Linked DNA regions of Homo sapiens: region 2 is linked to region 1. A link is a contact called in ENCODE Hi-C or POLR2A ChIA-PET data. All regions are on one chromosome and are shown on one strand. Each heading gives the region's core, a stretch centred on a gene start or an enhancer-like site at or near the end of the contact. The rest is flanking DNA. Distances are from core to core; before and after follow the strand shown.

Region 1 (4,632 bases), core at 1,339-3,838:
CAGCTTGGAGGTAAGCTCTGCCTCAAGGCAATCAGATTATGTCACAATACCAACCAATTCTATGCTGATAACAGGCAGGGAAGATGAAACACTTTCAGGCCATCGAGTAGGGGGATTAGGAGACCAAGCACTGGTCCCCAGAGGGATGGCAACAGAATACATATCGATTTCATCACAGCTTTCTAGTATGTCGTAGACACAAAGAAAAAAACAATAGGGCTAATTCTACGCTTGATTTATCAGGTATGGTGTTGTTTTTTTTGTTTGTTTGTTTTGTTTTTTTGACACGGAGTCTTACTCTGTCACCAGGCTGGAGTGCAGTGGCGCGATCTTGGCTTACTGCAACCTCTGCCTCCCGGGTTCAAGCAATTCTCTCCCTGCCTCAGCCTCAGCCTCCCAAGTAGCTGGTATTACAGGTGCCTGCCACCACACCCAGCTTATTTTTATATTATTTAGTAGAGATAGGGTTTTACCATATTGGCCAGCCTTGAACTCCTGACCTCAGGTGATTTGCCCGCCTTGGCCTCCCAAACTGCTGGGATTACAGGCGTGAGCCACCGCACCCAGCCCACACCCAGCTAATTTTTTGTATTTTACTAAAACAGGGTTTCACCATGTTGTCCAGGATGGTCTTAATCTCCTCACCTTGTGATCCACCTACCTCGGCCTCCCAAAGTGCTGGGATTACAGGCGTGAGCCACTGCGCCTGGCCAGATATGTTAACATAGCTCCACACCTACAGGTCCTCCCCTCTGGGCCAAGTTTGAAGAAACAGATTCTCACCTTGGCTTAAAGGACCCTAGTGGTTTCTACAAAGATAGTATTTCTGGGTGGACTTGGCTCATTTTCTGTTCAAAAGACCCAAGTCTCCCCAAGGGCAGACATGAAACAGCTAAGCAACCAAACATCTGGGGGCTGGTTTTCTGGATTTTGGTTGATCTTTTTGGACAGAAAAGCACCAACAGCAAAAGAAAAGGCAAGGGGGAATAGGTGAAGGTGAGCCACTGTCACTACAACAACTGAGTTCATCCATGATGACTAAGGAATATCAGGACATTCTAGTTTTTGAGAATTCTTCCTTTCAGAGTAAATGCTTCTTATATCCTTCTGGAGAACAGAACTAAATCCAGAAGCTGTAGTATCATTAACTTTGCCTAGAAATCTAGAAATCTCAACCTCATATCTGTTCATAACTCCTTCCCTTTCTCCAAAGAGAATACGGAAGGCAAAGTCCATTTTCTGAATATGGCATTTTTCCTTTTCTATTTTTTTGAGACAGAGTTTTGCTCTTGTTGCCCAGACTGGAGTGCAGTGGCACAATCTTGACTCACCGCAACCTCCGCCTCCCAGGTTCAAGCGATTCTCCTGCCTCAGCCTCCCAAGTAGCTGGGATTACAAGCACATGCCACCACGCCCGGCTAATTTTGTATTTTTAGTAGAGACGGAGTTTCTTAATGTTGGTCAGGCTGGTCTTGAACTCCCAACCTCAGGTGATCTCACCGCCTCAACCTCCCAAAGTGCTGGGATTACAGGTGTGAGCTACCGTGCCTGCGGCCTTTTCTTAAAGGATCTTTTTGCTGGTCTTGTACAGGAGTTGGTCCTAACAGTAAAAGCAACAGTAGAACCACTGGACTAGCAGTCAGAGAATCCAATGTTCTCATTTACTGAATGACCCTGGACAAGTCTCTTGCCCTTTCTGGGCCTTAGGTTCGTCATATGTAAAGTTGGGGGTGGGAGGGGAGACGGGAATGGGGTGTCAGTATTGTAAATATTCTGTTGGGCTAGTTCATGCAGCCTCCATTCTATTCTTTCTCTAATTGTAGAGGTTAAAAAGCTTAAAAACGAAATTTCCAAGAATCCCTTGGTTTTGGATACAATTCAGCTTCTGCTAATGAGAAGCTGACTCATGAGATTAGATCAAAGTAAGCAGAGACCATATTTCTGTCTCCTTTACTTGTTTCTGCAGGAGCATTTTGGTTCCATCCTCCACTTAACTGGGTGCTGGTTCTGGCGGCAGCAGCTACTGCTTCTTGATTCCAGTTTACTGATTCTGGACCACAGGTTTAGGGGTATGATTCAAGAGCAATCAATCTAATAGTAGCTCCGAGATAGACGTTCCCCTGGTAGGTCAAATCTAGGTTAAATCTGGGTCTGGTTTCTTGGAGGCCAAGCCTAGAGCAAGCTCCCTCACTCCTTCCAGTTGTAAGCCCAAATTCCCTATATTAAATCTCTCTCTTTTAAACATAGCTAGACCTAGGGTCCAGTACAGAAATCCTCTGACTCAGTATTATCAAATGATCCCAAAAGAGTGGCTGTAAAGGAAGAGAAAAAAGATTTATTCACGAAGCATATTTTTTGTAGGAAATGGGCAAGAGGGGGGAGCCTTAGGCCTTTAAATACATTTGTCCAGGACAACCTCCTTCACTTCTTCCCTTTTTACAACCTCACTGTACTTTCTCTCTCTCACCCTAAGCTCTGAGGGGGTGGGTGGGGGGTTTGAATTGCTCACACAGGATGGAGGGTTGAGTCAGCACACGCTTTCTTTTCCATCCCTATGTTTTCTGCAGCCTGTTATTCTGCTGAGGATGGCATAACCTGCCCAACTCAAAATAAGTATCACCTGGGCTTCAGGGAAGCTTGGGCCAGAGAGGATACCAAGTGTCTTCTTGAGTAGTAGGAAATACATTTAAAAGCTCCAGGTACAAAAGAATCAGGACATACCAGTCCCGATAGCTCTGTGTACTAATAAGTGAGGACAAGTTTGGCCCAACTTAACTTCCTACAGCAGGGCTGACGACAAACTGAAAAACAAGGTAAAATTCAAACGGTGTGCTTAATGGGGAAGAGGTACTTCCAGCCAGACCTCTGTAGGACTAAGTGACTCAAGAGCCATCATACTAGAGTTAAGGCTCAGTTGCTTTTCAAAGATTGAGGCTGTTCCGAAGGAAACAAAAGGTTCCAGCAAGAGGAATCTGTGTGAGACACACAGGCAGGAAGCAGAGCTGAGCCACCAGCGACTAGAATAGAAACAGGAAATGGGCCCAGGAACAAGCATACAGTAATCTGCTGCAAGCAGCACAGGCTCAGGCAGTCAGCAGGCAGTATCAGGGTTGGAACAGTGTGACTAAGATGGAGAAGCGGATTGGCCAGTCCAGCCCAGAGAACCAGCGTTCTAGAGAAGGGATGGCTACATGCACAGGGTACATGCTGCTCTTAGCAGTCTGGGCAGATATGACAGAGGGGGTGGGGATTTCCTTTTCGAGACTCTGAGAGAGCACCTGGGCTATAATTCAAGGGGAGCAGGCACAGATACATGGTCAGCTATAAAGAAAACAGGTCACCAACCTCAGAAAGACCCTGCTTCTCTGGTTACCAAAATCGCTAGTGACATTTCTGTTATCTTTTTGAAAATCAACCATCAAAAACCTAGATAAGGACTGTGGGCCCTCTCTCCTTCTATCATGAAATGAACAAAAGGGAACAGAAACTGTGTAAAATTAAAATCCTTCAAATGTTTTAATTTTTTTTTTTTTTTTTTGAGATGGAGTACTGCATCCTCTGCCTCCCGGGTTCAAGCGATTCTCTTGCCTCAGCCTCCCGAGTAGCTGGGACTACAGGCCCCTGCCACCACACCTGCCTATTTTTGTATTTTTAGTAGAGACAGGGTTTCGCCATGTTGTCCAGGCTGGTCTTGAACTCTTGACCTCATGATGACCCGCCTCAGCCTCCCAAAGTGCTGGGACTATAGGTGTGAGCCACCGTGCCCAGCCAAATGTTCTAATTTTTAAAGCATTTATTGAGAGGATTTGTCACTCCTCTCAATAAACCTAAACAACAAAACGTCAGCTCCCAAAGCTCAACTAGGTAGCAAGAATCTAGGAGGTATTCAACAAAGGTTTACAAATATCTGCCTGTTCTGGGCACAACATGACAGATGTCAGATACAGTTCAAGCAGAGGTACCAGCATAAGGCTATGCCAATATGAAAATGGGGAAGAAGTCTCAGAGAGAGTATTCCAGCTAGGTTTTGAAGCCAAAGTAGAAGTTTGCTGAGCATGACAGAAAGAGAGAGAAACAGGTATACATCCTAATCAAGAGGACCAGGAATTGTGAGGAGCTTAAGGTACAAATGAGTGGCTGGAGATGAAGTTGCAGAGGTATGCTGGGAGCTGTGGATGGCTCCACTATGGGTTCTGAACTGGGTAAGGCACTGGGAGCCAGGGTCCCCAAAACACGCACGAAACAACTGGTGGTGGTCTCCCACACTCAGAGATTACTTAAATATTACTGGATACAATCTGTAAAATTTATGACGTTCCAAAGCCCCAGCTTGATATTTTTTATATTTCTTTTTTTGAGACAGTCTCGCTCTGTCACATAGGCTGGAGTGCAGTGGCGCGACCTCAGCCCACTGCAACCTCCGCCTCTCGGGTTCAAGGGATTCTCCTGCCTCAGCTTCCTGAGTAGCTGGGATCACAGGTGCATGCCACCACGCCCAGCTAAATTTTTATATTTTTAGTAGAGATGGAGTTTCACCATATTGGTCAGGCTGCTCTCGAACTCCCGACCTCATGATCCACCCGCCTCAGCCTCCCACAGTGCTGGGATTACAGGTGTGAGCCACCGTGCCTG
Region 2 (4,632 bases), core at 1,289-3,788, 55 kb before region 1:
TCACTGCAGCCTTGACCTCCTGGGATCAGGTGACCCTCCCACCTCAGTCTCCCGAGTAGCTGAGACTACAGACGCCCACCAGGATACCTGGCTAATTTTTGTATTTTTTGTAGAGATGGGGTTTCACCATGTTGCCTAGGCTAGTCTCAAACTCCTGGGCTCAAGCGATCCACCTACCTCAGCCTCCCAAAGTGCTAGGATTACAGACATGAGCCACTGTGCCTGGCCTTGAAACTCTCTTTTCCGCCAATGATACAATTTGTTTCTGGTCCTTTAATGATAATAATGATAATACAATAGCTACCATTCATGAAGTTCTTGCCATACAGGCACTGTGCTAAGTGCTTTATCTTCATGACTGCCCATGTGGTAGATGCTATCACCCCCACTGTAGATGAGAAAACAGGCTTAGAGAGGTTGAGCCACCTACCCAAACTCTTTTTTGTTTTTTGTTTTTTTTTTGAGACAGAGTCTCACTCTGTCGCCCAGGCTGGAGTGCAGTGGCACAATCTCGGCTCACTGCAAGCTCCGCCTCCTGGGTTCACGTCATTCTCCTGCCTCAGCCTCCCGAGTAGCTGGGACTACAGGTGCCCGCCACCACACCTGGCTAATTTTTTGTATTTTTAGTAGAGACTGGGTTTCACTGTGTTAGCCAGGATGGTCTCGATCTCCTGACCTCGTGATCCGCCTGCCTCTGCCTCTCAAAGTGCTGGGATTACAGGCGTGAGCCACCGCGCCCAGCCAACCTACCCAAACTCTTACAGCCCCTCTCTCTTCTCTCTCCACACTCTTTTTTTGACAATCCCATCCAACAGCATGGCTGCTGTAATTACCGTGTCTGTGTGCATGGTTCCCTGACCACTCTCTTGGTCTCCAGTTCCACATTTCCTGGCACATAAATGTGCTGCTTGGTATCGTAAACCCAACATGTCCAAAATGCAGCTATTGCTTTGTTAGCACTGTTCTCAACACTTTTCATATGGTAACATTTAATTCCCACCACCACCCTATGAGATGTTATTATTCTTTTATCTATGAGCTAGATATTATTATCTACATTTTACAGATGAGTAAACTGAGGCTTAGAGAGTCAGTATCTGGCTCAAGTTTACACAGTTAGTACACAGTAGAGCTGGGCTTGGGGCTGATTTCAAGGCCTAGATTAAGACCTCAGCTCCATTCACACTGGTTTCTCCCTGTCCTATCCTGTTCCATTTCCTGCCTTCTATATTCATTCTGTACCCTGAACTTTCAAATCCTCCCTATCATTCAAAGTCTAGCTCAACTATCATTGGTCCATGAAGTCTTTTCAGGTATCCCAAGCTGGAAGGGATCTCCATCTCGTGTAAACTTACAGAGTACATGCTCTCTGCCTCACTTACCTTTTTCTAAGCACACAAATAAAACTTGAATTCATTCTAATCATAAAAAGTTCAAGTAGGGCTGGGCACGGTGGCTCATGCCTGTAATCCCAGCACTTTGGGAGCCCAAGGAGGGTGGATCACGAGGTCAGGAGTTCGAGACCAGCCTGGCCAACATGGTGAAACCCCGTCTCTACTAAAAAATACAAAAATTAGCTGGGCGTGGTGGCGGGCACCTGTAATCCCAGCTACTAGGGAGGCTGAGGCAGGATAATTGCTTGAACCTGGGAGGCGGAGGTTGCAGTGAGCCGAGATCGCGCCACTGCACTCCAGCCTGGGTGACAGAGCAAGACTCCGTCTCAAAAAAAAAAAAAAAAAAAAAAAAGTTCAAGTAGTGAGATACAGAGCAAGAAGCTTCAGTGTCCTTTCACTCCCCAGAATTTATTGCTTTCTGCCTTAATGTTTCTGTGTCTGCTAGCAACTCTTATTAGACAGTTATTTGAGGACAGGAGGCATAGCTGAGTCATCTTTATTCCCCTAAAATAGGCATTAATAAACAATTACTGAAAGAATCAATCAGTTTCAAATCCCTTGAGCCTGCACATATTACATTTTCAGATGACAGTGAGAGGGTCTATTCAATAAAAGTAACATTTTTCCAGGAGGACTGGTAAAGGTATGTCAAACACTCTCCTCCCACCTTCATTAAAGAACAAAAAAAAGCATCTACTTCTAGGTACGTGAGGCTGAGGCGTCTGGTTTCTGTTTTAGCAGGGTCTCAGAAGGAAATGACTTTTCTCTGAAACTGTAGACACCCCACCTAGCTGTGGCATTGTTAGGCCTCAGGGTAAACAGGAAACTTCCTGCCTTGGGTCCTTCATGTCCCTCTCCCAGACTATTAAAGAGACTGTTAATAGGATGGTAAAAGGACAGCTGCTGGTCATAAAATCAGCCCATTCCTTAGCTCCTTAGAGAACAACTAAATCCCTGCAAGGTCAGAGAGAAAACCTTGTCCAGCTCATGCCAGGTGCACCCACCTAGCTGGGCTCCTGTTACAAGGTTTCTGGGCATGATGAGATCTAGTGTGAAGGTTAAACTGAGACTGCCAGAGCAGTGACATCACACCTACTCTGTGGGGTCTGAGTCACCTCTTCCAGTAGAGGAATAATCAGTCCTGATTATCCCCCAAAAGGAGGCAAAGAGGAGAGCGAAGAACCCAGTGCTCCTACCTCGGCAATAAAGAGCTGAAACAGGACCCCAACACTTCCTGCACGCAAGGTGGAAGTCTCTGGATTTGCAGCTGTTGGCAAGGAGAAAGGGAACAGTTTCTGCCAACTAACTGGAGGGACACTAGGGCAGGGGTGATCATCGTTTGCCAAGAAGGGCACTTGGTGTCTTGGCAGAAGGCAGAGGGCTGCCCTGATCTGTGTGTACATTTTCAGAAGCATTTGACTCTGAACCAAATTCTCTCAGCTGTCCTAGTGCTGGGGCGATGGATGGGAAATGCTTATTGGCCAGGCTGACCAGAAGCTCCAACAGAGGGTGCTGGGGCTCAGCCAGGAGCTTCCCTTCAGCTGGCAAGTTGAGCTTTCTGTCATGGTCAGAGGGAGTGTGTCAAAATTCCAATTCTTGAGGCTTTCCAGAAGCTGCTTATGATTACCCATCTGTTTTGAAGAGTTTCTGCTTACTGGATGTTTTGGCTTAAATGGGAAATAAAAGAGGTGATGGATGATACAGAGCCAAACTCTCGTCTGGCTCAAGGAATGGGCAAAAGTAGCTCAGCAGGGGCCAGTGATCTTACTACCATTATAGTGATAGGCTCATGACCAAACGGGGGCCAGGAAGCAGGGCAGATACCATTTCATTCCACCTTGGACTTACGTACAATTTACCAATTCCTGCCGCCGTGTTGGCGCCTCTGACCCATGTCTACTGATCAAGTAAGCAGGCATCTGAGAACGGCACAACAGGCACCTTATCTGCCAGATGTTACTGCTTTCCCTCATTGAAAGGAAAGACCACCTAAATTACTCCCAAGAGTTGCACTCGGTGGAGGAGGAGTTTCTTCTAATTGCTGAAAACAGGAGAACTGGATATTTTCTCCTAAAATCACACATTTAAGCCTCTACATTAGCATTTAGACTGGGGTGATTCTGTTGTTTAAGGCAGTTCTTAAGATGTTAGAGCAGAAAGGGACCTACAAGAGACTGCATCATTCACCACCACCCCCTGAAGAATATCATCATTTCCCATGGTTTCAGAGGTGGTAACTAAGGTTCTGAAAACTCTCCCAAGTCACATGGCTGGTAAATGGGGTTTTACTGAGAGGACTAGAATCCAGGGTTCCTGATGCCTTCTTCTTACCCTTTTTTCCCCCAGCTGATTTATATTATTTTAACTTTTTAAAATTATTTTACTTTTTGCCACATGGAAAGATTTGTATTATTTTTATTTTTTACTTTTTTTGAGACAGAGCCTCACTCTGTTGCCCAGGCTGGAGCGCAGTGGCGCAAACTCAGCTCACTGAAACCTCCGCCTTCCAAGTTCAAGCAATTCTCATGCCTCAGCCTCCCGAGTAGGATTACAGGTGTGTACCATCATGCACGGCTAATTTTTGTATTTTTAGTAGAGACGGGGTTTTGCCATGTTGGCCAGGCCGGTCTCAAACTCCTGGCCTCAAGTGATCTGCCCACCTCGGCATCACAAAGTGCTGGGATTACAGTGTGAAACGTCGTGCCTGGCCTGTATTATTTTTAAAAAGGCAATTCATTGCATGTATAACTGAAAGAAGTTTAATTTGCATATCTTTGTAAGTTTTTTTCATATAAAAATACATGCACAAATCATAAAAAAAAACATCAGAAACAATGTCGCATTTGGAAAAAATGGTCCCACTTTATTACTGCCACTACACTGTTCAGGCCTATACCATCTTGTGTGGACTGTTACCAGCCTGTCAGCTAATGCCTTTGATGAAATTTACACTTCAATAAATTGACATTTAAATTTACACACAGGTCAATGGTAGGTTTAAGACTGTCTCTGCTATGTTGATTGACTAGACAGATCCAGGTGTATTTTAGACTTGGAATACGACAATCTTCACTTACAGAGAAAATAGTTGTCTAAAATTTGCCCTAGCCAGGACCAGAAGGGGCTCTCTAGTGTCTGACACTTCTCCCATTCCTGACCAGCTTTCAAAGAGAAAGAGAAAGATTATAATGGACACAGTAATGATCCCAGGGCAGCAGAGGCAGTTCCAATGTGTATT

Evidence for each region. A loop is a pair of places that touch in the nucleus more often than their neighbours do. ChIA-PET counts read pairs that join two places held with the same protein, here RNA polymerase II (POLR2A). Pooled maps may share reads with other maps.
Region 2: a loop to region 1 is called in a pooled map, with 2.3 times the contacts of the local background. The contact joins two enhancer-like sites. A Hi-C loop is called at or near these places in 5 of 50 pooled maps. POLR2A ChIA-PET finds 5 or more read pairs at or near these places in 11 of 52 experiments (AG04450, CD8-positive, alpha-beta memory T cell, GM10248 and 7 more).

The regions. Positions count from the first base shown.
Region 1 is chr1:26,742,692-26,747,323 of GRCh38, reverse strand. The region is part of intron 4 of ARID1A (AT-rich interaction domain 1A); the gene reads right to left. Among named protein-coding and RNA genes, the nearest start is that of PIGV, 43 kb to the left of the region's middle. RefSeq lists an enhancer at 2,924-2,993. Within about 2 kb of position 2,588, at least 31 of the 41 ENCODE cell types and tissues checked have a DNase peak (open chromatin) inside an H3K27ac peak, as active enhancers do.
Region 2 is chr1:26,797,902-26,802,533 of GRCh38, reverse strand. PIGV (phosphatidylinositol glycan anchor biosynthesis class V) reads right to left here. Exons shown (of 4, transcript NM_017837.4): 4 at 1,875-4,632. Among named protein-coding and RNA genes, the nearest start is that of PIGV, 12 kb to the right of the region's middle. RefSeq lists an enhancer at 2,201-2,450. Within about 2 kb of position 2,538, at least 28 of the 41 ENCODE cell types and tissues checked have a DNase peak (open chromatin) inside an H3K27ac peak, as active enhancers do.